Regions from separate parts of the Homo sapiens genome. Here all the other regions are linked to region 6. Evidence: chromatin loops called from intact Hi-C (ENCODE). Cell type or tissue: mammary epithelial cell. All regions are shown on one strand.

Region 1 (4,000 bases), 110 kb after region 6:
TCAAGATCAAAGCACCAGCAGATATCTGGTGAGGGTCTTTTCTTGGCTTGTAGACAGGTGCCTTTTGCCATATGTTCACATGGCTGAGAGATCATCTCTCTCACATCTTTTCTTGTAAGAGCACTAACCCCATTCACAAGGACTCTATCCTCTTGACCTAAGTACCTCCTAAAATTCCCACCTCCAAATACCATCACACTGGGGATTAGGCTTCAACATATGAATTTTGGGGGACACACACATCCAGTCAATAGCAGAGCTATCAGAAAAACAGTAGGAGGCATTTGACTCTACTATGTCAGAATAATTTCACATCAAAATACTGGAAAATGGTAAACTTGGCTATGAGGTTTGGGCATTTACTTCCTTCGCATCTGGTGTAGTTAAATCCTGAAGAGTATTAAGGCACAAACCTAACCCAACATTGGAATAGATAAAAAATGTCCTCTGAATTAAGTCCTATATGACTTCATGGGTAATTTCAATCCAGACATATGCAGAAATTTTCAATTATTTTTTTTTTGAGATGGAGTCTCACTCTGTCTCCCAGGCTGGAGTGCAAGTAGCACAATCTCAACTCACTGCAACCTCTGCCTCCTGGGTTCAAGGGATTCTTCTGCCTCAGCCTCCCGAGTAGCTGGGACTACAGGTGCACACCACCACGCCCGGCTAATTTTTGTATTTTTGGTAGAGACGGGGTTTCACCATGTTGGCCAGGCTGGTCTTGAACTCCTGATCTCAGGTGATTCACCCACCTTGGCCTCCCAAAGTGCTGAGATTACAGTCATGAGCCACCCTGCCTGGCAAGAAATTTTTCATTCTGTTACACAAAATATTTTTATAGCTGTCCCCAATTTTACCTTAAAATTGTGACCACTGCACAATAGGAATGCTGTGTTTGTAACATTATCTCCTGGTTTTGTGGTCAGCTTGCTACTTTAATTCAGTCCAAGGCCCTATATTGAGTTGGTGCTCAATAAATATTTGGATACTTGTTTATTGAATAAGATGGGGTCACACAACTCCAGCTTTTACTAGTAAATGGGGCTTGCAAAATCAACTGATACTAGCATCAGTCTGAACCACATACTGTATTATGTTGTGTTTAATTGCAGAAAAATTTATTGCAGTCTAGATCTTAAAAAAGGTACTTAAAATTCACTTTGAAAAATATCTAATGTCTGGAAGAAAAAGAAATGGGGACTCTACTCAAAAGGCCTAATGTCATCAAGTTATTGGCAAATACAACACAGAATGATGTTGCACTGGTGAGGATGCTTCATCCTGGGATATAATTCCTCCCTGCTGCTTCTCTGTGGGGCCTACCCAGAAAAGAAGCTTGAGAAAAAGGCAATTGAATGTTTGTAAGAAGCAGATAATTAAAACCCAGTTAATGCTGAAGAAACAAGTTGGTGGATCTAACTAAATAAAAAACTGTTTCTGACAGGAAAAAGCAAACTTAGACAACCAAGTAATAAAGACTAATTTCAAATATTGTCTTCAGGCACAATGCTTTTCCCTTATCTCTTTCCTAACTAACCGTATTAAATGAAGACTCTTCATTATTTATTTAATAGAATTTTATATTTATACTTCTTTGTTGACAGAAAGTAAATTTCTCTCTTAAAAAGTAAAAGTTACATGTAACAAAGGGCCTTTGCTGCAGTCTAGAAAGTAGAGCAAATTGGAGTAGGATGAGAGAGAGGAAAGGGAAAGAAAGTGAGAAAGAGGAGAATGCCTTGGAACCCACAGTAGTGAGTAGTGTGTTTGTAACATTATCTCCTGGTTTCTTGATCAGCTTGGTTTCTCTGGGATGACCTGAAGTGGGCAGGGAACTCACCCTGAATAGTTTTGAGTTAAAGTGTCCAGCTCCTTTCAGGGGTTGTTGAAGTCATGTCACATCAAATGTTACCTGACCCAGTACCACGGAAGTTGACGGGAGCATAAGAGCTAAGAACTGCAAGAAAATGTGTCCACATAAAATTTAACACTGAGCTCTCCATAAAAATGTAAAGCAAGGTGACCCTCTTTAGAAACCCATTAAAGGATTGTAACACCAGCAGAGACAGGATCCCACTTCATTCCACTCCCCCATTACCTAGAACAACAGAGACACTGACCTGAAAGGACTCAATCGAGCATCAGCAATGGGGGAGTGTGATGATTGGTAAGTATATACTATGAGGCAGCGGCCCCCTAGTGGCATGCCAAGGTCAGCACATATCTGAAGAGTGTCAGCAAGACAGCTGTGCCAAAGTGACCAGGCACGGAACAAAGAGATAGAGTTCTCTTAATGGCTGTCAAAAAGATCAAGTTGACTCTTTTGGGACCTGCCAAGAGAAAGAGGAATCTTGAGTGCTGGGAAGATTGGAGAACTGGGGTGCCAGTATTTACACAGGTGGGGGCTCAGAGCCAGAAACTCCTATTGTCGTACTACTACTCTGAAGCTGCTGTGGAATATGAGGATATACTGTGTATTGATTACTGTAAACTTTACTGAATTGTTTAATGTAAATTGGTTGACTCAATACAAAAAAAAGCCCCTCTACTCAAAAAAATCTTTTGAAAAGATTTCCTAATGTTAGCCTTTAACTCCTAACATTAGGGATAATTTTAACATTATGATAAAGTATCCTGGCCTTATCGGTTTAGAAAATTACATTTTATCTTGGCTCTTTTGTTTAAAATGTATATCAAACTTATAAAATCAGTATATACTATTTGACATTCTCATTATTATAAATGCAATTTTAATTCGGTGACTAACGAGAACTTGGTGAATAACTACCTGGGTTTTTGAACAATTTTAAGAGACAAAATAGTAATATATTTAAAGGCAAAGGCAAGTAACAATATACTATACATAAATATAAAAGCAATACTATTACTAACATAGTCTTTCTTTTTTCATATGGACAAGATCCAGTTCTTATAACCTTAACTGTAACTTTCTACAGTAAGGAATATGATGTGTGTATTATAATGCACGTGGGAGTAGCTGTCAAATGAAATCTGGTCTATGTTCTACTCAGCAATTCTCTGGGTGAAAAAAAACTGACTTGGCATTCATATCAGCCTTTTAATATTTATTGCCTATTTATATGTATATTGTAAATTCTTTTTTTTGGCGGGGGTGGGGTATGGAGTCTCGCTCTATCACCCAGGCTGGATTGCAGTGGCACAATCTCAGCTCACTACAATCTCCACCTCCTGTCTCAGCCTCCCAAGTAGCTGGGATTACAGGTGCACACCACCACACCCAACTATTTTTTGTATCTTTAGTAGAGACAAAGTTTTGCCATGTTGGCCTCGAACTCCTGACCTCAAGTGATCCACCCACCTTGGCCTCCCAAAGTGTTGTGATTATAGGCATGAGCCACCACACCTGGCCTGTATATTGTAAATTCCTGATAGTGGTCAAGAGGCCAAGTTTCAGTGAACCTACAAAAATTGACCGGGAGCCCTCTCTAAGAGGCATGATGGAGAATATTTGATATTTGGGGAGGAGGGAAAGATCTCATAGAATATTGAAGTTTCTGCCCCATAAAGATTGGTTCCTCTCACCATATTTCTCCACCATTATGTTTTTGTCTTTACCTTACCTTATCCTCAAGTGTTCAGAAGACACTTCAGATTCTGGAATAGAACAGGCTGAGGGTGGCGGCTCATGCCTATAATCATCTCAGCACTTTGGGAGGCTGAGGCAGGCAGATCACTTGAGGCTAGGAGTTTGAGACCAGCCTGCGCAACATGGGCAAAACCCCATCTCTACTAAAAATACAAAAAAAAAGCTCACATCTGTAGTCCCAGCTGCTCGGGAGGCTAAGGCATGAGAATCACTCGAACCCAGGAGGCAGAGGTTGCAGTGAGTGGAGATCACACCATTGCACTCCAGCCTGGGGAACTGAGCAAAACTCTGTCTTAAAAACAAAAACAAAAAGATTCTGGAATAGAAATTATCTCATACTTTAGAGTAGTGGATTTGGGAATATGATTAATT
Region 2 (4,000 bases), 770 kb after region 6:
ACCAACCCCTGGCTCAAATGATTGATATGTGGATGGGCATGAGACTTAAGTGTGACCAATGTTATAACTAGAAATTTTACTAGTGCTGTCAAAAAATGGCATTTTCTCCTATGGTTTGCTAGGTTGGTAGATAAAATTTTTGAGTTGCTGGAAGTCTTTTTTTATTTTTTATTTTTTTTTTAATTGAGACAGAGTCTAGCTTTGTCGCCCAGGCTGGAATGCAGGGTGTGATGGCGGCCTACTGTAGCCTCAATCTCCCAGGCTCAAGCAGTGCTCCCACCTCAGCCTCGCAAGTAGCTGAGACTACAGGTGCATGTCACCATGCCTGGCCAGTTTTAAAAATTGTTTTGTACAGACAGGGTCTCACTCTGTTGCCCAGGCTGATCTCAAACTCCTGGGCTCAAGTGATCCTTCCGCCTCAGCCTCCCAATGTGCTGAGATTACAAGTGTGAGCTGCCACGCCCCAGCTGGAAGTCATCTTTGATATCACACGCCTGAGAAGGAAACCAGCTCTGAGAAAAGCAGTCTATGATAAGGGGGAGACAGTTCTGGTGATACCATTGAGCCTTGTGCCCAATTGTACCTTACTGAAGCTGGCAATTCTCAAGCTTTTTGGTTTCAGGAACCCTTACATGCTTAAAAATTATTGAAGACTCCAGATAAATTTTATGTGTTTTGTATTGATCAATATTTACTATATTAGAAAATAGAAAAGAACATTTTAAAATACTTATGTATTAATTCATTTAAAAATAATAAATCTTTATATGTTAAAGTAACATATTAATATTTTTATGAAAAATAATTACATTGTCTCAAACAAAAAATATTACCAAGAAGAGTGGCACTGTTTCACATATTTGCAACTCTCTTTAATGGCCAGGTTAGTAGAAGATGGTTGGATTCTACCATCTGCTTCTGTATTCAATTTGTTCAATATCACATGGCATATAGCCACTGGAAGATTCCCCTATACATTTTTGAGAGAGCAAGTGGAAAAGGTACACAATGTCTTAGTATTATTACAAAAGCAGTTTTGACCCTGAAGACCCTTAACTTTCCAAGTTCCTATGGGATCATAAAACTGGTAATTGTAGGAGTGGGGTGGCTTTAGGCCACCATAAGCAGATGCAGCCAGGCCTAAAGCCACCCCACTCCTACAATTACCAGTTTTATGACCCCATAGGTACCTGTTTATTTTTTCCTTAAACCAGCGGGGGTTGAGTTTCTGCTTCTTGCAACTGAAAGAGTTCAGAGTAATACACAAGGAAACCCCTTCGTGGTTTTTCCTGGTTTGGGAGAAAGTTTAGAGAAGCTTAGCACAGTACCAAAAATGAAGCTTCACATTGTGTTTTTCTGTCTATTACTTCTCTCCTTCCTTCTGCCTCTAACTTAGAATTACTCCTGCTTTCTTGATCAGATTCTTCCCTTCATGACAAATAGATCCAATGTAGCTTACAACTTTATTTTCTGTCTCTATACGAAAAATTCCCACTGTGAGTTATTGAGCTCATATTGCTGTCATTGTGAATATGGCCCCAGAACAGAAAAATATATCAGTCATATTGACTCTACCACTTGTTTAGCATCCCTACACCAAACAGTCTGTTAAATGTCATCTTCCTAATCACTGTTTTGACTTTTTAGCAATCACACATCATTGTATTTGTTAACAGCACTGAAGGAAAAATTAAGTTGATCTTTTGAAAATTCCCATTTCTTGATTTTAATTTTTCTTAGTATGCCCTAATGTTTTTCTCTTTATTTTTTGCTAAAACTTTTAATGTGATTGTCAACTTATTGGATTTTTAAAAATGCTTCTAGATGGAATATTTAAGAGATTGAAAAGTCAGTAGGTTATCTCTGAAAATGAAATCAGAGCGACATCTACTGGCTATTCTGGCTCACTAATCGGTAAAGTAAATTAACTGTAGACAATAAATAGGGTTTTTTTTTTTTTTGAGACAGAGTCTCACTTTGTCACCCAGGCTGGAGTGCAATGGCGATCTCGGCTCGGCTCACTGCAACCTCTGCCTCCCGGGTTCAAGTGATTCTCCTGTCACAGCCTCTCGAGTAGCTGGGATTACAGGCACACACTGCCACACCTGACTACTTTTTTTTTGTATTTTAGTAGAGACGGGGTTTCACCCAGTCTGGCAATTCTCAAGCTTTTTGATTGAGACCAGACCAGGCTGGTCTTGACCTCCTCAGCTCAGGCAATCCACCCGCCTCGGCCTCCCAAAGTGCTAGGATTACAGGCGTGAGCCACCGCGCCCGGCCTAATAAATTGTTAAATTATAAGTTGGAAGTTTATTTAGTCTTTCTTAGAAGGCCTCAGAACAATCCTAAATAGACAAAAATCAATCTTATTTTAAAGTTTGTGCAATCTCTCTAGGCAGCCTTTCACAGGCAAAAAGAATCATGTCTTCATGTGTCTCCTTAAGATTGGGGATCAAAGCATGATGTCAGCTGATTTAAAACAAAACAAAACGAAAAAACACCGGGCACGGTGGTTCACACTTGTAATCTCAGCACTTTGGGAGGCTGAAGTGGGTGACTCCTGAAGTCAGGAGTTTGAGACCAGCCTGGCCAACATGGTGAAAACCTGTCTCTACTAAAAATACAAAAAATATTAGCCGGGTGGGGTGGTGCATGCCTGTAGTCCCAGCTACTCGAGAGGCTGAAGCAGAAGAATCGCTTGAACCTGGGAGGCAGAGGTTGCAGTGAGGGAGATGGCGCCACTGCACTCAAGCCTGGGTGACAGAGTGAGACTCTGTCTCAAAGAAAAAAGAAAAGAAAAGAAAAGAAAGATTGAGGAAAACTTTCCCAGCTGATCTTCCCTCATTTCTCAATGCCATGAAGTAGATCAAATGCTTCCTCTGAAAACAGTCACTTGGAAGAGGAATGAAAGCACAAAGATTAGATTTAAACTAATCAAGATCTACCTACTAGAACTTCCCCTGAAGCACAGGGCTCTGTAGAATGTTGTGTTCAACACTGGGGTTCTTGAGAAAGGAGGAAGTGGGGATAGATGCTGAATATGCAATTTACAGCATTTGCTTCACCAAATATCATAAGTTGGTGGCAGAACTATCAAAACACAATCAACTCAAATTATTTGGGAATGATCTAAATGCTCCATGTCTTGCTTGAAGCAGTAGTTTCACAGGTGCATATATGTATGCCGAAACTCATCACATGGTACACTTTAAATGTATACAGTTTATTGAATGGAAATTATAGCTCAATAAAATTAGTTTTTAAACAACTGAAGGACTTCATGGACAAATGAATAGGTAGCCCAAATGTAGAATATACATGCAATGAAATACTTTCCAGACTTAAAAATGAATGAAATCTGTGATCTAAATCCTTTTTTATTTAAAAAAATGAATGAAATTCTGATATATGCTGCAACATAGATGAACCCTGAAGACACTATGTTAAATAAGCCAGACACAAAAGGACAAATATTGTATGATTCCATTTATATGAGATACCTAGAGTAGTCAAACTGACAGAAAGCGAAAGTAGTATGGTGCTTTCAGGGGATGAGAGACGAGGGAATAAGGAGTTACTGTTTAATGGGTACAGAGCTTCAGTCTGGAAAAATGAAAAAGTTCTGGAGATGGATGGTGGTAATGGTTACATAACAATATGCCTATGTGAATGCCATGGAATTGTACGATTGAAAATAGTTAAAAAGATAAATTTTATCCTATGTATATTTTACCACAGTAAGTTTAAAAAGTGCTTATAAAAGGTAAAGAAATGTAAAACATGACACTATGATTAATTAGATCATTATTCATCACTTAATCATGGTAAGCATGGTTGTAGTGAAAAGTCAGAAAACTGCCAGATGCATAAAGATCCAAATAATAATAATATCTGATGGCACATACTTGATATTAGATCCCTGACAGAAGTCACAACTGTTATAGAAGTCACTGTAGTAGATTATTATTTAAAAACTGCTAGAATTATATCCGCAAACTTA
Region 3 (4,000 bases), 450 kb after region 6:
AAAATCACCCTAGAAAGTTTCTCCTGGAATCAGGATCACTGAAAACCACTTACCTTCCAGGCTCAGCAAGAAGCAAGCAAGCTTTCCTTTGCAGCACACATGCCTGAGCTGCATAGAGAGCTGCAAGCACAGCAGAAGGCAGCCCCTCTGGTGCTATAGAGAAAGTGGAAGGCGAGAACTTTCTCCCCTGCAGACACAGCCCAGTTTAGATCTCCATGGCATGTGGGAAGACAGCAGCAGCATCACGGTCATTTTTTAAGTGTCTTAACATTTGAAATCTCTGTAGGAGTATCAAATGCTAACAACTAGATTCCAGCACTGCACTTTCAAGCTATTCGCTGAAGTCCCTCAAAAAGGGCTGGGGAAGATATAAAGGTTAATATTACTTTTTCTCAGAAGTGTCATTTAACAATTGGCCTCCTTCCCTAAAAAAAGTTTCTAGATTTTAAAATTTTCCTTTTGACTATGAAACAAGAAAATTACACACACCGTTGGCACTGGCCAACCAGCAGCTGAGAACAGTGTCGGGGTCCTGGTGCTGGATTAGGAGGCTAGGGACTTGGGTTCAAGTCCTGGCTATGAGACTTCTAATAATCCCTCTAAGCTTCACTTCTGTTATTTGTAAAAACGAAAAGTACAGTAGCTTACCTGCCCTGCCTACTCACAGAAAAGCTAAGAGGAAATTAGTTAAAGTGCCATGTAAATCCAAAGTCTAATGATTTTGGTGCAATCTGGTGATGTGACAGGTCCTTTCCCCACCTGCCTCAAGAGGCCCAGTCACCACGCTGATTACATGGACCTTGTCAATTTTTCTGAGGAAAGCTGAACAAGGGCATCCCATTCTTTATTTACCTTCTTTTCATTGACATCTGCCTGTTCCTCTTCCTCATTCACTTCTGCTGGCATCTCTTTGATTTTGTTCAGTAGCTCAGCCTTGGGAGCAGACACACTGTAGTAGGCAGGGCAGTTAACCAACATGCTCACTGCTTCCTTGTCTTCATTCCTGGGCCAAAAAGAGCACAAAGTATAGCCACACAGATCACGCCAGAGGCTTTGTTTCACTGCAGATGTCAGTCCATTCAGAAGTGCGTAACAATTCTATTTAATTTCTTTCCCAGAAATTAGGATAAACTAGTAACTGTTAACTAATGAGTGATTACTATGTACAGGGCTGTTGAAGCCAGGCAAACTTGGGATGGAAAACCACCAAAAGCAGCATTAGGGATGACAGTGGGAGTCAAGGCTATGGCCTCGCCAGCTGACTCTGGAGAAGACATTTAACCTCTCTGCTTTTGTGATTCATATAAGAACGACACTGACTCCTTATTTCAGAGAAAGGCAGTGTGGAACCATGACTCAATCAATGTGAAAGTATTTTCAAGGTGCTGCACAAACCTCAGGTTTTAGGTCAATTATTTCCTATACTCCTTTGGTTACATGTAATCTTTCTAGTGCCTACTATGCACTGTTGCTTGAACACACAAAATTTTTCCTTCTCAAGTGTGCCTGCTATCCCATATAATCCTGGGAAATCTGCAGTTTGCTGGTCCGCAGTGAACTAATACAAGATATAAAATCTACTCATTGATAATATAATAGGGATGTTTTAAGGCTGAAGAAAAAACTCAGAATTGAGAAACCTGCTATCTAGTAGTTCTCTGTTTTACCACATTTGAGTTGCCTTTCAGCCTATAATTCATATCCTACCCACTGAATAAATGACTCTATGGAAGTACGATTCTCTTGGAGAGGAACTTTATTTAATCTTGTGATATTATTTAACATCTAGCCCATCATTTTACTATGAAATTAGGAACCACACACACAAAAAATCATCTTTACTAGTTTCCTGCTTGATAACTGTCCCAGTAAGCAACAATGACCACATTTAATCCAGTTAATTGAAAGACAGGGAAAAGATTTTCTGATACATTTTTGTTTGTTTTTGTTTTCAGATATGTCCACCGCATTACAAATGGGATTCTCTGGCATCTGACCAACCCTCACAATGGCTACTGGCCATCTCATGCCCAACAGGACAATGCTTATTTCCACCAGGAGATGGCGCATGCCTTTTTTTTTTTTTTTTTAAATCCCCAGGAAGGTCTCAGTGCTGCAAAAGCTCCATGACCATTCTGCTTCTAAACTGACGGAGCAAACATATATTTCCAGTGGTAATGCTAGGAAATACTTTGCTAAGGATGTTACTTTGGTCCTTCAGCCAGTGGTCAGAGAACAGAATGACCATACTGCAACCACCCATGGTGAACTGACTGGCACACCTACAAAAATCTTATCTTTGGGGTCCCCATAGTACCCAGTGGATTGCCTTGCACATTGTAGGTGCTCAGTATGTGTTTGCTAAAGACATGACCCTGGATAAATCACTTCACCTCAATTAGTCTGTTTCCCAAATCTGAAAATAAAAGCAGTGAAATGGACAAGGTGACAGTTAAGGCCTTGAATCAGAAGAGCCTCTGACAATGTGACAAATAGCTTGTAAGTATCACATAGCTCTTTCCTTTCTCTCTCCCCCATAAAATGAAACGTGGTGTTCCTGTTAGTAATTTAGTTAGGATCAGTTGGAAATTTTTAAAATGCAATCCCAAATTTGGATAAAATGTTCTGTTTTTATTTAGTCTGGAAGCCACTAACTGCTGAGTCCCAGACTGTCAATCCACAAAGATTTCACTGAAAATTTAAGAGAAAATGAAAGCTACTCAGTCTTTCTCATAGTAGTCTTTTAAGGAAATAAAACATGCAAGAAAATACTGCAGTAACCCAGGAGAAATGAAAAGCACAGACTGCACACTGGGACACGTGTTACATGGCTGGCTCAAGGAGCTTCAGAAGCAGAGGCTCACGGACTGGGCCAAACCAGACAGTGCGCTCCTACTCAGACCTTTCCTGATTTTCAGGATTTGCGCCAACACCCACCTTAATGCCTCAGAGGTAAGGGTCAGTGTAGTACACGAATCTATTTCTCTAGGCTCTCCTCCTTACAAAGCCCTTCCCCTCTCAGTCTTGGCAAGACGTTGGCCACGCTCACCACTTCCACTTGCTCCTTTCCCAGCACCGAGCTCTGAGGGCCTCTCTGCCAGAGCAGCTCTGATACAGAACCGGCAAGTACACCTTTGCTGAGCTGGGGGCACTGTGTAATTGCTGGAGACAGGCACAGTCATGGGGCTGTGATCAAATCCAGGTGCCATCACTCACATGTTCAATGACCTTGGTGAGCATGGTCTTAATTCCTCTGTACTTCAGTTTCCTCATTTGTAAATGGAGGTAAAATTGGTAGCCACCTCAGAAAGTTCTTGTGAAAATTAAATAATGTTGATATAAATAAATTAATACAATGTTTGACACACAACGTTAACAATGGGTACTAATGGCAATTATTATAATTATTACTATTACTTTCTTTGTTGTTGCATATCTGTCCCACATCCTCACTGCCAGAGCCATTCCTCCAAGACTGAGATAAAATGTCACTCTTGGTTCAGGAGCTGTGGCAGTAGGAGAACATCAGGCAACTAGTCCTAGACTTATCATCATCCCCATGGAAGGAGTGTGATTGTAAGTCTCTCTGAGGACATCACCAGGGACTTACCTCTTGCCTTCACATCCTGAAGAGCTGACAGTTCTCTGTATGGCCTTCCTCTTTACACTGTTTTCCTTCAGCAAGTTCACATCTCGGGGAAACAAACCTTCCATCAGGTCCATTGTTGTCTTCAGCCTGGAGTCTGGATCCAAAATGTCTGCTAGAGATTTGTCTTGGTGGACAATTTCCTTGGCCAAAGCCTCTGTTCTGATGTCTTCTGAACTCTTCTGAGGATCAGGACTGACTTTCTTTTCTAAACCCTGAGTTCCACTGACTGGATCATGGCTGAGGCTTTGAGTCTGGATGGGTGCTGGCTGCCCACCAAGAGACCCAGCAAGTTGGGCGTGAACGCTCATGAAGGAGGGTGGTGTGGACTCAGCCTCTGAACCCTTGATAGAA
Region 4 (4,000 bases), 160 kb after region 6:
TGATTAAAAAAAATTTTTTTTTTGCCCTTTGGCTTCTTACATTTTTAATGAATGTGTTTATGAGTACTTTGGACTCCACTGAAAAAAATTAGAAGAGGCCAAGAGAGTAGGATGAAGGGCCTTCCAGACAGGGGGAATAGACTGAAAAAAAAAAAAAAAAAAAAAAAAAACAGACGTTGGATACAAAAAAGTAGTTTCTGTTCTCATGTAAATGTTCAGCATACATTGCAAATACAAAACTCAAGTTCCAAAGATAATTATATTAGAAATACAGATTTGGACCTAATTTCTAAGATGATGTTGATGGATGGGTAGCTGGATAAATAAATGAGTTGGAGGTAGATGTGGGGAGAGAAAAGACTCAGCGGGGACGGAAAGCACAGGGAGGAAAAATGGCCACCAGAGATAACAGAGCAGCCTATGTTAATTAATGATCAACTGTGTGTGGCTTTTTTTTTTTCCTGGCCCAGATGGATAGCTCCCAGTTGATCCATTGTCGGGAGCTTGTGGCACATCACCTTTCTACTCTGCAGTCTTCCCTGCCTCTGAATTCCGTTTATGTCTACCGTCCCCTCAAGCACACCCTGGTGACCTGTGACAAAGGAGTGTTCAGATTACATCCCTCCTCTGTCCCAGGCCCAGACTTCTCCAAGGACAACAGCAAGCCAGAAGTGCCAGTCAGAGGTACAGCAGCCTTTTACCATCATCTCCCAGCTGCCAGTGGGTGCAAGCAGACCTCTACTAAACGCAAAGTAGAGGAAATGGAAGTGGATGACTTCTATGATGGAATCAAACGGCTCTATAATGAAGATAATGTCTCAGAAAATGTGGGTTCTGTGTGTGGCACTGATTTATCAAGACAAGAGGGACATGCTTCCCCTTGTCCACCTTTGCAGCCTGTTTCTGTCATGTAGTTTCAACAAGTGCTACCTTTGAGTGTAAACTAAGGTAGACTACTTTGGGAATGAGAACATGCAAAATCAGGAAAGGCTGTAGAAGGAAATATACCTTAACAGGCTGATTTGGAGTGAGCCAGAAAAAAAAAATAAAACTCTCATTATTTGTGTGGCTAATTATAATTCAGCGTTATTTAAGCACATAAAGACCAAAAAAAAAAAAAAGAAATCCAAAAGATCCAAACTTTTTTTAAACTTAAAAAATCTCTTTGTAGTATGTCAGTTGCACTTTTTTTCTGCCATAATGTAACGTAGCTTGCCCCGTCAAAAATTCAATTAAAATTCATGGCCAGCAATCCTGTTCCCCCTCAGCATCCTGATTTAATTTTCCTGTTGCTTTTGCTTGCTTCTCCATTTAATAGTTACTGAACTTTATGCATGTTGATCTATATTGATTTTCACTGCAGTTGAATGAACAAATTATTTCAGTGTGACAGCCATGACTCAAGTTCCAATTAGTCTGAAAAGGGTACTTTGGAATTGTCCCATATTAATCAGAGATGGCAAAAGAAAAAGTTCTCATATTACCAGGTTGATTTTGTGTCTCATTTCAAATTTTAATTTAAAATTATGGTTTTCATTTTTGTTTACCTTAAAGTGATGCTTAAAAGTGGCATGTAATTAGGACACTTAGGTTTGTTGAAAGCATTTTCGACATTTGTATAAAAGAATTTGTGATAAATATATCCAGGTGCTCACCAAAGAAACATGTATTAACAACTTAAATTAGATTTTTCTAACTGATAGTTTTCACTCATTTATAATCAGTAGGAGAGACTGTCTAGATGTTGGGGCAGCTCTATGATTTAAGTCTGTAACATGTTATAACTGAATTTAGTACCCTAGTTTTGTTAAGCTATTAGGATTTTCTAATAGAACTTACTCCCCCTGCCTCCCCAGCCTTATGTTTCTTTTAATGACTTCTGGATCCTGAGCTCCCTTTGCAGTCTGAAAAAGGTATTGCAGTCAGAACTGTGTACTGATGATAAAAGCCTCTGGTAGCAATAAAAAGTTGTCCTTAACTTTTGTTTTTGTGACTTTTTTCTGGTTGTGAAGAGGTACAGGTTCCTGATTGGCTAGGCACTGCTATTTCAACTAGAGAAAACAATAGAAAGACCAAGAATACACTTACTGAAAATAAAACATGAAGAGGATCTGAATGTGATCGAGGGATATAGGTTTTAGACATAAGAATTTTTCTTTCGTGATATTTTTTCACTGGTGCACTGTGAATCCTCCAAATAGTAAATTTACATCTTAATGTGACTGCTTGTGAGAGTAGGCTCAGACCCCTATCTTTAAAATGTCATTTTTAGCCATTTTGTAATGTTCAGATTTAGCAGAACAAGAGTATTTTCAGGTCATCATCTGATTTGTAAAAAATTCTTGTGGTAGGGTTGACTTACCTGTTTTATGACCTTAAAATCCAATTAAATGGGAAGCATTTACTCACATGTCAGTAAAGGGAGTGGGAGGGAAGATAGCAAAGGATTGGCTTCACAGATAGACATTTTAAAAATTTCTCATCCTGATCTTCATCTGTTTAATTCATCTGAATTGTAGGAGCTCTAAGAAGTTTACAACTGCATATGTTCATAGTATCTGTAAAATGATACAGATACTATGAAACTTCCTCCTATTTAACAGATGAGGACATAGTTGTGTTATGTAGACAGCTAGGGATAAAACTGAGTTTAGAGTCAGTATTTCATTTGTAGTCCAGTAGCTGCAAATTGAGCAGAATGTTAGAGGACAATAGGATTTTCACTTTTCAGTCTTAAGGTTTTCAACATTTACAAATTGCTGGTAAGTTAGTTTGGAACACAGCATTCTTCTCATGGGACACCGAATCAAGTGGGATAGTGGGCTGCTAGCCCTCATGCCTCAGAGCTTATTTAACCCATCGTTCAGTTCAGTGATAGTTTTGGAGACCTGGCCCTCAAAAGCACTGTTAAACCTTGGCCACCATTTCAGAGGACTGAGCCCACTTCCTCACAACTTACTGTGGGCCCTTAGAGAACTGTGGCTTGTGACAGAAAGAGCCTAGTATTCTTGAACAGTGTAGAACTTTTCATTAAGAATGTTCCGGTCGGGTGCGGTGGCTCACGCATGTAATCCCAGCACTTTGGGAGGCTGAGGCAGGCGGATCACGAGGTCAGGAGTTCAAGACCAGCCTGACCAACATGCTGAAACCCCATCTCTACTAAAAAATACAAAAATTAACCAGGTGTGTAATCCCAGCTACTCGGGATGTTGAGGCAGGAGAATCGCTTGAACCCAGGAGGCGGTGAGCCGAGATCGTGCCATTGCACTCCAGCCTGGGCAACAGAGGAAGACTATCAAAAAAAAAAAAAAAAAAAAAAAGTTCCTGCTGTTCAATTAGTTCCTTTTACCTGAAACTATTCTCAGCCTGTCCCAAGTTACTTGTGTTAAACTTTGGCATCACATCACAAACTCAAGATCCAGAAACTTGAGCACTCTGCATCATAATTGTCTTGTGCCTCCTGGTGGTTAAAAAACCTGTCGCTCCGTGAAGCCTCTGGAAAGGCAAGGGAATATACTTGATGGGGATAGTAGTTATTCTCTAATCCTCCATTCAACCAAAAAAAAAAAAAAAAAAAAAAAAACCTAAACATGTTCTAGCCCTTGAAGATCAGACTGGAAGCTAAATATTTTACTTCTTCATTCTCTACGAGATGAATATAAAGTTAGTTATATAGAGAACTATAAGTTTTCTCTACAGATAGACGATGTATTAGTTTGGAGGGAGAAGGGAAAGCTGGGAACGCAGAATGCTCCCAAATGTCAGTAAAAGGTCAAATATGACCAGTTTGTCATAAATGTTCCTGATGCTACCTTTGGCTGTGAAGGAAGGTAGAATGTAGCTCTTCACTCAGCCAAGTTGAAGAGAATCTGAACCTATGTTCTTGAGAGAATTAAGACACTGGTGTTTGTGCCCCCAAGAAATACTATGTATTTTCTCCTGTGTTATTAGAGTCAGCCACTTGTGTGTGTCCTCTGTGCTCTTTACAAACCTGAATTTT
Region 5 (4,000 bases), 150 kb after region 6:
CTTGTATCTACAGATTATTATAAAATGTATAGGTTGATAAATTATCAACTACCTAAGTAAAATGTAAAGGTTCAGTGGAGAAAATTCTCATTCAAATGGAAAGTTGGTGAGAGTGCTGTATGTTAGCAACTACTTTGAGAGAAGGCTTACTGGTTCTATTCATGTCACCAAATAGAACTTACCGAGTTTAGATCTGCTGCAGACCATTTTCCTGCCACCTGAATCCATAAAAGACTCATGAACCTACTTTCCCTTTATATGGCTATTTATTCTTATTTAACAGTAGTTATTCTGATTTGTTTTATTGGATTTTACTTAGAAGATTGTGAAATTCTAAGCTTAACATTTTGCAATAAACTAATTGTAGCAAAGAACTGCAGTTATTGAGCTAAAAATTTAGATTATTATAAAAGAAAAACATAATAGTTGAATTTGGTGTTTTTCTAAGAAAGTTATAATTGATCTTATAGCAAACATTTTAAGAAGTATGTCTGAAGAAAATGAACCAGGCAAAAAAATAATTTTTTTTTTAAACAAGTATGTCAGTGCTTCCAAGAATTTTAGGCTCTAGTTTGTGAGCAGAGGGGAGCTCAGTCTTTTCATAAAAAGGTTGATGATCAGAGCAGTATGTTAGCTAGAGATCTACCTATGTAGTGTAACATGGGCTGTTTTTTGTTTTGAAGGGATATCTTAATTGTCTTAGATTAAAATAATTAAATGCTGTAATGAGAATAAATCCTAGGAGGTAGTTGCTACTTAGAATTTTTAGAAATTATGATAAACCACCATTTAAATGAATAATATGACACAGAAAATTTACTTTGCTCACCCTGGAGTGTTAGAAAGAAAAGTTGAATATTAATCACTCACATTAGACTGTGAAGTAGAGGAATAGGCTTAATAGAAAACCTCCTACATTACATTATTTTTATTGGAACAAATGACATCTCTCTAAATGCCTTCTGACTTATTCTCTGTGCTTACTCTCAAGATAGTACAGAAAAAGATTGCTTTAAAGTGTTAGTGTCAGAGGACAGATTTTGAAGCATAAATAATAATGTTGTAAATAGCATGTGTATTCTGTAGCTTTGAGATCATGTTTTCCTAGTGAAAAACACTGGAAAATCTGATACTCTTTTGTAAGTTTTCTGGTGCTAGAGGAAGAGAGTATTCACTGAAACTTTTTTTTCTTCTTAGCTGAAGGAGTATTGCAAACCTGGGATTTGACAGAATCTTTGGAGAAGTTATTTCATTCACCTCCTTTATTTTATAGCTCTGGTGTAGGGAACTGGAGACTTTCTTAGAGCCGTGTAGAGCTACTTAGTAGTGATTTAAAAGAACCAATGCTTTTTTTCATACCACACAAACCTTAAAAATTCTAGTTCAGTGGTTTTCATAATTTGTTTTAGAAGTGGAACCCTTTCCCAGTCCCCCTTCCCCAAAGAAAATCTTGTACACACACAATCCCAGAATATAGAATAGAAGAACGGAGCTATACTTGTGTTTAAGGGCAGATCTCCACTCAACATAGCGTTTTCCCTTCCATAGCTAGAAATCTACCTATGTAGTGTAGGTTTAGATTATATTATGTAGGTAGTCTTTGGACGTAGTTTGAAAACTGGAAATACAGTGAATTTTTTTTCTTTTTAAGAGATATGCCCCATGTAGTATATAATTGCAGTGGGGAAGTTAGTGAAGAAAAGGAAGGTCATAAATCTTGGTAGAGACTTTTGGGACTTGTTCTAGCAGTTCTCTAACACCAACCCATGTGGTCCAAACATGGATGGCTCCTAGTTCTTTAGGACTCATTTCTGTTTTTGCTAAGTTTGCTGTGTTCAGGTAGGGAACACCAGGTCTAATATCTTTGTGTTTAGACGTGTGACAAGGCCACAATATCAGATTTCTTCCTAGTTTTCTGGTTTTAATATAGGAAAGTCTTGCATCAGATTGATGAGATCATGCCAAAATTATTTGCGACATGATTCCCAGTGTCTTGGTTTGAGGAGAGTCCATCACAGACATACCGTGCTGTGAGGAGGCCACTCTCACTAGTTCTGCCTGAGCCCCCACTTTGAGACAAAGTATGGTGAGTGTTCCCAGGTTTGAAAGGCAATCTTCCTTTTGTCCCTGTTAACCTCCCACTACACCCCCTTAAGCTCTTGCGCCACCTGTTGGTCACCATTCTGGGATGGCTAAACCTCTTTCTCTCCTTAGCCTTATAAACTCAGGCTGTTAACTCTACCTAGATTAGTGTGGTGGTCTTTGTAGTTCCTAGCTGGGCAGTAGTCAAAGTACATGTTCTAGTTTAAAACTAGAGTAGGTGCAGCCATAAAACAGAACAAAATCATGTCCTTTGCAGCAACATGGATGCAGCTGGAGGCCATTATCCTGAGTGAATTAACGCAGGAACAGAAAACCAAATACCACACGTTCTCACAAGTGGGAGCTAAACGTTGGGTACACGCGGACATAAAGATGGCAACAGTAGAAACTGGGGACTACTAGAAGGGGGAGGGAGGGAGGGGAGCAAGGGTTGAAAAACTGTTGGGTACTGTGCTCACTACCTGGTTGACAGGATCACTTGTACTCCAAACCTCAGCATCATGCAATATATATCTAGTTAATAAACCTGCACATGTACCATCTAAAAGTAAAAAGAAGCAAATTTAAAAAAAAAAAAACAAAAAAACAGACCCCTCCCCACCAGTCTCCTGGTTCTTTTTGAAGGTGGCTGTGGTCAGACTATTCCAGCAGGTTCCTCAGTGCTTCATGCTGTTCATCAAACCTGGATCCATCTGGACCTACCATTTATGTCATTTATTGTTATAAAAAATAATACATATTCTCTTGACACCTTATAATTAGAGTTCATTTAAGTCCTTTTTATCAACTCCATTAGAGTACTTGTCTGGTGTCGAGAGTTTTGGTAGTTCCAGTATATGTGCTTGTTTTGTTTCTTCCACTGGATCTCAAGAAGGAACAAATTATTTTGGTGTCTTATAGAACAAATTCAGATTGTACTAGATTAGAAGGAATTTATTTTGATGTTATTTTGGAGAAAAGACTTACTTGGGACTTGGGTGGAAGTGGAGTTCATATGGATGGTTTTGTTTTGAATAATTTCTAAGGTCTTTTAGCTCTATCATTTCTTGTCAGTCTCCCACCGCTAAAATATAACTCTATTTACTTCGTTTTTTCACACAGAAAGATTATAGTGACATAGTCTTCCTCTTACTTAAATACATGTCTTTTTAGGATTCTGCCATAGTATTGATTCTGCCATGGCATTTATTATGCCCAGTGACCAAGGCATTAGAATATTTGTGGTACCTTTACCTTTTTAGGCCAATAAATATCATTCATTTGCTAAAGAACATTTCATTAAACGAGGTACAGTTGGCTCTCCATATCCATGGGTTTGGCATCTGGATTCAACCAACCGTGAATTGAAAATATTCAGGAAGAAATTTCACAGAGTTCCAAAAAAACCTGGAATTTGTGGCATGCTGAGTACTACATTGAATCTACACAGATGAAGTGATGTGTAGGCATTCTGTTAGGTATTATAAGTAATCTAGGGATGATTTAAAGTATACAGGACAATGCGAGTGGGTTATATGCAAATACTACATTATTTTATATAAGAGACTTGAGCATGTTGGGTTTTGTTATCTTTTGGGGGATCCTAGAACTAATCCCCCATGGATACTGTGGGATGACTGTACTTATTTTTTAGAAATAATTTCTACACTATAGCCCCTTTTTTACTCCCAGTTTCTTTCATTTTTTTTTTTTTAGGCTTCCTAAAATATTGGCAGAAGCTCCATCCTTTCTCTGTGCTTTGTTCCAATGTTTTTAGCATGTTTCAGCTTGTTCTACATCCCTGGGATATATAATAAGACCTAGCCTAAATGTAAGCTTGATAGTTCAGGGACTATCTTAAGTGTTATGTTAACTTTTTTTCTTTTAAGGGAGGGAGAACAAATTCTAATACTAGTTA
Region 6 (4,000 bases):
TGGAAACCCCCCCCAAAATTATGCTCAGGGTCAGAATTGACAAAGTTGGCCAAAATTCCCTAGATCCTACTGGTAAAGGGTTGCCTTCTATTTAAGATTGGAGCTGAGCAAGAATCCAGCCACAGCCCCATAGTCAAATTCACAAAGCTTCCTGAAATTTACCTGTGTTTAAGAGCTCCTCTAACCCTGTGCTGGGAAGTTCCTCTCACCCCTCAAAATGTTTGCTACTTCTTCCGGGAAAGCAGTGAGAGACTTCCAACTATCTGTTATCTTGCCACTCTAATTTCTCCTCCCCAGACTTCACCACAGAGGTATTGCTAGAAGCAGTTCATTTCTTCCCTTAGTGTAACCCACCCAATCTGACATTCCCACCAAACGAAATGAAGACCTTAGAGAAAGTCTTTCCTTCAAGCAATCCCTAGTTTGGACTCAGTACATCTAGACAAATGACTTCAGTATTGTATGGGAAAGCTGTGAACACCATCTGCAATTCTCACTGTGAAACCTGAAGATGCTTAATGTCCCAGGACCTTCTCATTAGACCAAAATTATAGACACTCATCTGTCTCAGGAAGTCAGGACCATTGTGTGCCAAACTAGCATGTGTGGGAGGAGAGGCTTACCTAGAGATTCTATCAAACAGCTTCTGAGACCCCACTGCCCAAGACACTCACTTCCATACGGAGCAGGACCTGGCCGAGTTCCACGTTTGTCTTGCCCTGATAGTGGTACTCCTCTCCGTGGCGGGGTAGGGGAGGAGGGGGCGGCTGGGGGCGGGGGGAGTCTGATCCTGTTGCTCCTAATGCCACACTTTCAGGGAACCTAGAAAGCCTTTGAAGACCCTCAGACTGGCCTGTACCTTTTACATGCCAGTGTGGAGCCCTGGATATGAGGCCATCAGCAATATGCAGGTAGTGTGCCACAGCAAGACTGCCATAGAAATTCAGGGCTTAAGTGTCTGAGGTACCATTCACCTCACTTTCCCCATGGGGTTCTGAAAGTAATTGGGAACTACACCTGAAATCAAGATCAGACAAGCTTTGTTTCACTGAATCAGAGGACCAAAGCTGGAAGTGGGCCCCCGAACTAGGCTGAGCAAGTCTTCTACCATTGAGTAACGTAAGCCCACTCAGTGAGCAATCCTTCCATATACATTCATGAAGTAAAACAAGTACCATAAAACTCATGAGGGCAGTTCTCTCTAGAAGGGTTAACTACATATGTGCCATGAGTTGTTCCTAGTCTCATTAACCCATCCAGGTTCTTTTCCCTTGGGTAATATTGAAGAGATAGAGAAAAGCAGAGACTAGATAACTTAAGTGTTTCAAAAATAGAAGTTACATAACTTCACATGGTATAAATCAGTAGTTGATATTGCACATCTACAAGACATACCTTTTGAATTAGAACATTGGATTTTGCTTTCCATCAAAAGATTTATGTATAGGAAAAATTCACATCTGGAATCCATTTGCTTTTCAGGAAGATAACTGTAGCCTTCTAAGATAAGCCATTGTAACTAGATGGTGATGAAGGATTAGAGATGAGTTTAAAATAAAGCATTACTTCATTTTAAAAGTTAAATATACCCCAATTCTGCTACAATAGCTTTAAATTCTTCTGTTCTGGTCAACATACTTCTGAGGGATGTGAGATTGGCCTCTGCTGTGAAAGCTATTAAAACAAAGCCTTTTGGTTGTTTTCCTCTGAGTAGCATTGCTATCACTCCAACCTAGATTCAGTAGGTTAAACAAGCTTATTTGTCACATGAAGAACTCAGTACATTAAGCACTATATGCACAATAGTCATTCTGTACAAGAACATTAACATGTACCTCAGTTACCTCTAGATAACTATCATTGTACATTTGTAGTCGTCACCTGTCACCTGTATGTTCTTCCAACGAACCATGTATTTCTTCCCCTTTGTTTGCTAGGGTGTGGGTTTAACAAAATTTGGCATTTTCTATTTATTGTGTTTTACAAAGTATTGGTCCATGGCAGATCAGAACCAAATGGGTCCTTTAGGTAGTCTCAAAAGCTAGTCGGGGTCATTTTAACTTTAACTGTAGTTGAGACCTATTAACTCACTAGAAGATCAGCCATTTCTAGGCACTAGGCTAAGGTCCTAAGCCTTCCATCCAAGCACAAGAAGGTGTTTAGGGAAACAGGTTTCTCAAAACCAGCTCAAGATTTGCAGCTATGTTTATTCTCATATACCTTGAGCAAATGAGAACAAAGCAATTAGCCTTGTGTGGAAGGAATGGAGGGATTGTGTTGATAATGCCAACCCTAGAAGCCATCTTAGGAGAAGAGGCAAGAGGCCCAAACAATGAAGCAAGGGTGAAGCAAAAGCTGCCAGAGAGGACCTAACGGGGCCTGCCCTCATGTTTGGAGCCTTGGACTGTTTCAGGAATTAGACACACGGGGTCTTGCCACTTTGAAGCATGGGGCACAACCAGTTTTAAACTGCCATCAACAGGGGGCGCTTAGTAACCATAAAAGCTTGACTGAGTTGCAAAGCCATGACTTTGCTAACTCTTGAAAAGTGAGCTGGACGTAAGGATGCTCCCCGTTTGGAGTGAATGCTTTACCACAGCAGCATAGACACCGTTGAAACATTTACTCAGAGTCGAGTAGAGTAAGCTACTTGGTCTCAATTTCATACTGTCTTCAAGAGCACAGGTGAGCCATGGCTATCTGCTATGCTGGTTAGACATGCAGTCATGTAAGCTTTTCTTAGGACCAGTTCAGCATAGTTGTGGAACTTTGTCACATTGGAAGGCCTCATGACCCCAGTTTGAGGGGTTTCTCCCATCGAGACCCATTATCCCAAGGGCTCTCTCCCAGAGTCCCTGCTGCTGCTAGGGACACAGTCACAGGACTTAGCCTCTAGCAATCAGAGACACCAGGACTATTTCAGAAAGGAACAAGGAGTCAGTAGGTGGAACCATTTTAGAGTAGGGCAGCTACTTAATTTGGTGGGTTTAATGTGGAGGAATTGGTGAGCATATGAGACCAGAGCAAATCAATCAACTCCTGCTACACTGAGTTCTGGACATTATCTCATGTTTTACTCACTCGTTTATAACCTGAAAGCAAGGAAAAACTTGTTACAAGAATAAAACAAAAGCTACATGTTTAGAAGGGCCCAAGTTTACCAAGATTGCCCAACAACCCTGTTTTTCTAGCTTCTCTCCCCTCTGCGAAATTTGGGAGTTGGAAAGATACATCAGAAGTCAGTGATAAGTTTAGAGACATGGTTCTACCATAGTCTAACTCAGCCAAGCCTTATCTTTCTAGTATTAGGACTAAGACATTTGGGATTCACGAAGGGTTGAGATTTACCAGAAAAAAAGCCATGGGGTTAAATAAATGAAAGATACTATAACAAGGAAATAAAGTCAATAAAGGCAACAGCTGGAATGAGAAAGTCTGTGGGTTGGAGATTTGTGTCAAGAGAAGTAGTCTTAACAGGCCTGAAGTGGAATGACTTGAACAAGAGACTTGAACAAGCTGGAGAGGAAGACGGGGTGAGTGAGACAAAACTGGGTTGTTTAGGACAAAGTACAAGGTGTTAACCACCTATTCATGAGGAATTCCAGTAGGAAGCAGTTGACAGGAAGGTGAGTCAGGGGATGGGGAAGGTGTTTTCACAACCATACTAACACCTCTTCTTGCAGAACTAGTTATCTGGCTGTGGACCCAAACCTGGGGTTCAGGTCCCAATACACTTTGTATAAGGAAGACCTTGTGCAGGTTTAGCTTCAGATTATCATATAGGTGATAACCACCAAGGACAGAGTAGTTGAGATGTCATATTCCTGGCAGATCCGGCCCATAAATGCTTTCTCAGGTATGTCAGGTTAAATAGAAACTGATTATGGTAACACCTCCAAATAAGATTTCTATCAGTTCTGGTTTGTCAGGTGACATACTAATTGCCTCACTAATCAGACAAGTATTGTTACGCTAGTCTAGATTTTTACTGTTAACAGGA
Region 7 (4,000 bases), 690 kb after region 6:
GCTGAGGCATGAGAATCACTTAAACCTGGGAGGCAGAGGTTGCAGTGAGCCAATATCATGCTGGCATGGGTAACAGAGCAAGACTCTGTCTCAAAAAAAAAAACATATTATTTTCCCCTCAAACATCAGAATTAGAATCAGCAACCAGCTTCCCCTTCTCCCACACTCAGCCTGAACAGCTTTCCTTGTGTTTAGCTGGCATTGTCTCCCTTTCAGAGTCGAAAGCATACATGTAAAACCTCTGATAGGGAATCATGAAAGACCCGACAGTAGAAAGTTCCACCAAGGGACCTTTGAAGTCAAAGGAAAGGAAGGATGAGTCTTTGACACAAAGTTAACCTACTGCTCCTGCTCTCAGGTGGAAGCTGGAAGCCCTGCATCTGTGGAGGGTGACTTAGCACCATGGCAGGCCTGAGATGGCACGGTGCAAGCATCAAAGCAATTCACAAGACTTGCTCATGTAGATGTGGGTGCACTCCACAGTTTGGGTACTTTTATGACATTGTGAAAGAAGTTGGTTATGATCCAATCCACCTTGTTTCTTCCCTGTATTTCAGCAAAACATTAACCATTTTCTACCCTAGTTCCTCCTTAAAGCTCACCCCAGTTGGTCATATCTCTGGTCTGTGATAAGGCCTTTACCAAATTTTCTGCTAACTGTCCCTCCGTGGGAGCACCTCATCAAGTTGAAAGAGAAATGTATGATTCCACGCTCATTGCAGTATCCGATCCCTACCACAAGTCCCTTAGGTCCAGGTTAGGTTTTCTTTCCCCTTCCCACCCCCAATCATTTTGGAGGTAATTTAGATAGTAACCACCAAAAAGGCCACCAGTTTAAAGGTTAAAACATTTTCCCTCCTTGTCCCTCGATCCCCAAGCACCCTGCAGAGGGTGTGACCCCTAAAGCAGGTAGAATCCTGCGGAAGTGAAGAAGCCCACATTGTGGTGAGAAAATGGCCCACATTCCAGATCTGCCAGTTTCTTCTGCTGCTTTCCTTAATGATTTTCTGCTCTTACCACTTAGCAGGAAGGAAATAAAAGAAGGAAGAGGATCCTCTCTGAAAAAAAAAGGCTCTGTTTATAACCTGCCCTCCTTCCTCTCCTCTGGAGATCCCCTCTGCTTTGGAATCTCAGGGTATGAGCCCAATGCCATTGTAGGGGTTGCAAGGTCAGTTTCCAGTTGCTTAAGTCATGTGGCATCTATCAGAACCATTAAACAACTTCTTCCTGGTACTTGTGTCAATTTCCTTCTAGTCTACATGTCAATCCTTTAACTTGACCTTTGGCCCTATCTTTTTAGCCCTTCCATTCTACTCCCACTGCCTCTCTTAGGTCAACTTCTGCCTGGAAATCCCCAAGGTCCCTGAAGAAAGAGGATCTTTCTATTTAGGCCTCAGGCCCACTCCCTCGGACCTCAGGTTGAAAATATTCTCCTGAGGGTCACCTCACCTGTGTCTCAACTAGGCCCCTGGCCTCTTCCCTAGGGATCTTCAGAACAACCTTCTTTAGATTCTGAGGACAGGCCCCTCACTCCGTTTCTGCAATGGGGTTTCCCATCTCACTTCATGGTCTGTCTCCCACTTTCTCACCATCCTTTTCCAGCCCCACCTGGCCAGGAGTGATCAGCTCCAACCAAGGAACACAGAAACCCAACCCACAGATCATCGAGATTTCCTACTATTGTTTATAATTGGAACATATTTGAATAGACTGGCAACACATGGGTGTTTTATTTGAAATTTTTTCCCTGAGAGAGCACTACCAAGCCCCCATACTGCAAATCCTCCCCGATCCTGGAAGACAGAAGTTGTTTTTATCTTGTAAAGCACATAGCTGCCATTCTGCCAGCAAGACCCCTGCTCATCACAGGTGAAAACTTGAAGGGTATTTTTCCAAGAAGCAGTAGAAGTGATAGAAAAAGCCTTGGAGAAATTGTAGGCAGAGGTGTTGTTGAGTGGTGACTTCAGTGGATATATTGAGAGTAGGGGAATTCCGATTATAGCGATAAAAGCATAATTCTAGGGACATTAAACCTGGGCCTCATAGAAACCACTAAGAGCAGGTAGTGATCTTAAGCCACCTAGATCTTTTACTTTATAACATAGTGTAAATTAAATAATACCATCTTATCCTACTGGTTTTGGCAAATGGCAGCCAAGAGCCTAGTCTTTTGCTGCCACCTTGTGTTTAGGAGACAAAAGTCTAAATTCACAATTGCTGTGGCATTATTATTATTATTATTATTATTTTTGAGATGGAGTTTCCCTCTTGTTGCCCAGGCTGGAGTGCAGTGGCGTGATCTTGGCTCACTGCAACCTCCACCTCCCAGGTTCAAGCGATTCTCCTGCCTCAGCCTCCCGAGTAGCTGAGATTACAGGCGCCAACCACCACACTTGGCTAATTTTTTGTATTTTTAGTACAGGCGGGGTTTCACCATGTTGGCCAGGCTGGTCTTGAACTCCTGACCTCAGGTGATCCACCTGCCTCGGCCTCCCAAAGTGCTGGGATTACAGGTGTGAGCCACCGTGCCTGGTGAGAAATGAACATTTTAGAGCCAGAAGAGATCTTAGAAATTCTCTAGTCCAGCTCCCTTCACTTCACTGATGAGGGAACCAAGACCTAGATTGGGACCAAAGTCTCCTTGTTCTTTCCCCTGTGCCACACTACCTCTCTGGTCAATTACACTCACATCACATGCACATATCGAGTCCTCAACAACTAAGGCCATTGAAGTACATGGCAGAAAAAGCCAGTCTGTCCAAATCCATAGGTGTCTCATTCAGTGGAAACATTTCCAGGGGATTGTGCAGTTGTATATGACAAGGCCAGGTGACCAATGACAACGAGAGCTAACACTTAGCACTCACTGTGGATCAACTGCTGTGCTAAGCACTTTGTGTATATCTCACTCAATTCTTTCAGTAACCCTATAAGGCAACAACTATTATTACCACCATCTTATATTTAAGGAAATTGAGGCTTAGAGAGGTTAAGTAACTTGCCCAAAGTCATTCAGCTACATCTGGCAGAGAGAGAACTCAAACTCAAGTCTGTAACTAGTACAATCTGTGCTCTTGCCCCCATTTTTTATTACTGATTATACTGACTTTACCTCATCCCATTCTTCAGAGATAACATTATTACAATTTGATATATTTCCTTTCAGCCTTTTTTAATGCATAGATAAATATTTTTATGGCACATTGAAATTGATTTCAACACGTTTGTACTATAAAATAATACTGAGGAGGTCTTATATATAAATCTTGGTCTGGATCTCAGTATTTTAATGATAGATTTATAGAAGGAAAAGTACGGGGTCTAAAATTACAATCTTAACTGAGGATTTTGGTATTGGCAAACTTATTTTCAGAGTGCCCGCACCATTTCACAGTCCCACCAATAGTATATGGAAGTACTCACTTTAACACTTCCTCACTGACATTGGAAGTGTTCATATTTGCTCAATTTTGCCAAAAATAATTTAAATTTTGGCAAATTTCAAGGATCTAGTAGATGAGAGCAATACATATCTGAGAATTTCAGACCTAAGGTAACCTAAATGATCCAATAAGAAAAAGACTCTTAGCTCACTTCTGAATATGTGTAATTCTATATGGAAAAAATTAGGTAAAAATTGGGTAAATGTCCAAAAATTCCAAATAAAGTATTTAAAGAGTCTGAGAGTGCTCACTTTTTTGGACATGGCTGAGTAGGAGGCACCATCATGGGAGTCCACACCTGCCACAAGGAACCCAGTGCCAGAAACTCAAGAGCCAGGAAATTGATCTAAAGCTGTTGGTCAAGCGGTACATGTTTCTGGCCAGAGGAACCAACTCCACCTTCAACCAAGTTGTGCTGTAGAGGATATTCATGAGTGGCAGCAACAGGCCAGATGATCAAGAAAATGAAGTTTCCTGGCCAAGAACACAAAATGAATGGTTGTGGGGATCATAATTGGAGGGCAAGGTCCTGACCTGGACGCCCCCAAAGTCTATGC

Evidence for each region. A loop is a pair of places that touch in the nucleus more often than their neighbours do. Peaks named below come from ENCODE experiments on the same cell type or tissue, not always from the same donor. Only the 100,000 strongest peaks of a DNase experiment are listed, where the experiment ranks them.
Region 1: it touches region 6 in a loop (15-fold over the local background); 83 of 110 quality-filtered maps call a loop at or near these places.
Region 2: a loop joins it to region 6, with 7 times the contacts of the local background. A loop is called at or near these places in 28 of 110 quality-filtered maps.
Region 3: it touches region 6 in a loop (5-fold over the local background); 5 of 110 quality-filtered maps call a loop at or near these places.
Region 4: it touches region 6 in a loop (8-fold over the local background); 61 of 110 quality-filtered maps call a loop at or near these places.
Region 5: a loop joins it to region 6, with 11 times the contacts of the local background. A loop is called at or near these places in 61 of 110 quality-filtered maps.
Region 7: it touches region 6 in a loop (15-fold over the local background); 54 of 110 quality-filtered maps call a loop at or near these places.

The regions. Positions count from the first base shown.
Region 1 is chr4:77,093,735-77,097,734 of GRCh38, reverse strand. No RefSeq gene overlaps it. Among named protein-coding and RNA genes, the nearest start is that of CCNI, 20 kb to the right of the region's middle. In mammary epithelial cell, a CTCF peak has its summit at 2,202 (motif pointing left); a DNase peak (open chromatin) is centred at 2,194; H3K27ac peaks cover 1,587 bases.
Region 2 is chr4:76,428,856-76,432,855 of GRCh38, reverse strand. No RefSeq gene overlaps it. Among named protein-coding and RNA genes, the nearest start is that of SHROOM3, 4.4 kb to the left of the region's middle. In mammary epithelial cell, a CTCF peak has its summit at 1,880 (motif pointing left); no DNase peak of the experiment used is centred here.
Region 3 is chr4:76,756,548-76,760,547 of GRCh38, reverse strand. It overlaps SHROOM3 (shroom family member 3), which reads right to left. Exons shown (of 11, transcript NM_020859.4): 8 at 3,611-4,000; 9 at 853-1,003. All of the region lies in intron 1 of SHROOM3-AS1 (SHROOM3 antisense RNA 1), which reads left to right. Among named protein-coding and RNA genes, the nearest start is that of SHROOM3-AS1, 44 kb to the left of the region's middle. RefSeq lists a silencer at 1,415-1,484. In mammary epithelial cell, a CTCF peak has its summit at 2,048 (motif pointing right); a DNase peak (open chromatin) is centred at 2,057.
Region 4 is chr4:77,045,133-77,049,132 of GRCh38, reverse strand. CCNI (cyclin I) reads left to right here. Exons shown (of 7, transcript NM_006835.3): 7 at 471-1,978. The coding sequence ends at 914. Among named protein-coding and RNA genes, the nearest start is that of CCNI, 29 kb to the left of the region's middle. In mammary epithelial cell, CTCF peaks have their summits at 1,910 and 3,477 (motif pointing left); no DNase peak of the experiment used is centred here.
Region 5 is chr4:77,050,636-77,054,635 of GRCh38, reverse strand. All of the region lies in intron 6 of CCNI (cyclin I), which reads left to right. Among named protein-coding and RNA genes, the nearest start is that of CCNI, 23 kb to the left of the region's middle. In mammary epithelial cell, a CTCF peak has its summit at 2,165 (motif pointing left); no DNase peak of the experiment used is centred here; H3K27ac peaks cover 480 bases.
Region 6 is chr4:77,202,278-77,206,277 of GRCh38, reverse strand. No RefSeq gene overlaps it. Among named protein-coding and RNA genes, the nearest start is that of CCNG2, 47 kb to the right of the region's middle. In mammary epithelial cell, a CTCF peak has its summit at 2,482 (motif pointing right); DNase peaks (open chromatin) are centred at 2,517 and 3,597; H3K27ac peaks cover 1,481 bases.
Region 7 is chr4:76,509,434-76,513,433 of GRCh38, reverse strand. The region is part of intron 1 of SHROOM3 (shroom family member 3); the gene reads right to left. Among named protein-coding and RNA genes, the nearest start is that of MIR4450, 62 kb to the left of the region's middle. In mammary epithelial cell, a CTCF peak has its summit at 2,182 (motif pointing left); no DNase peak of the experiment used is centred here.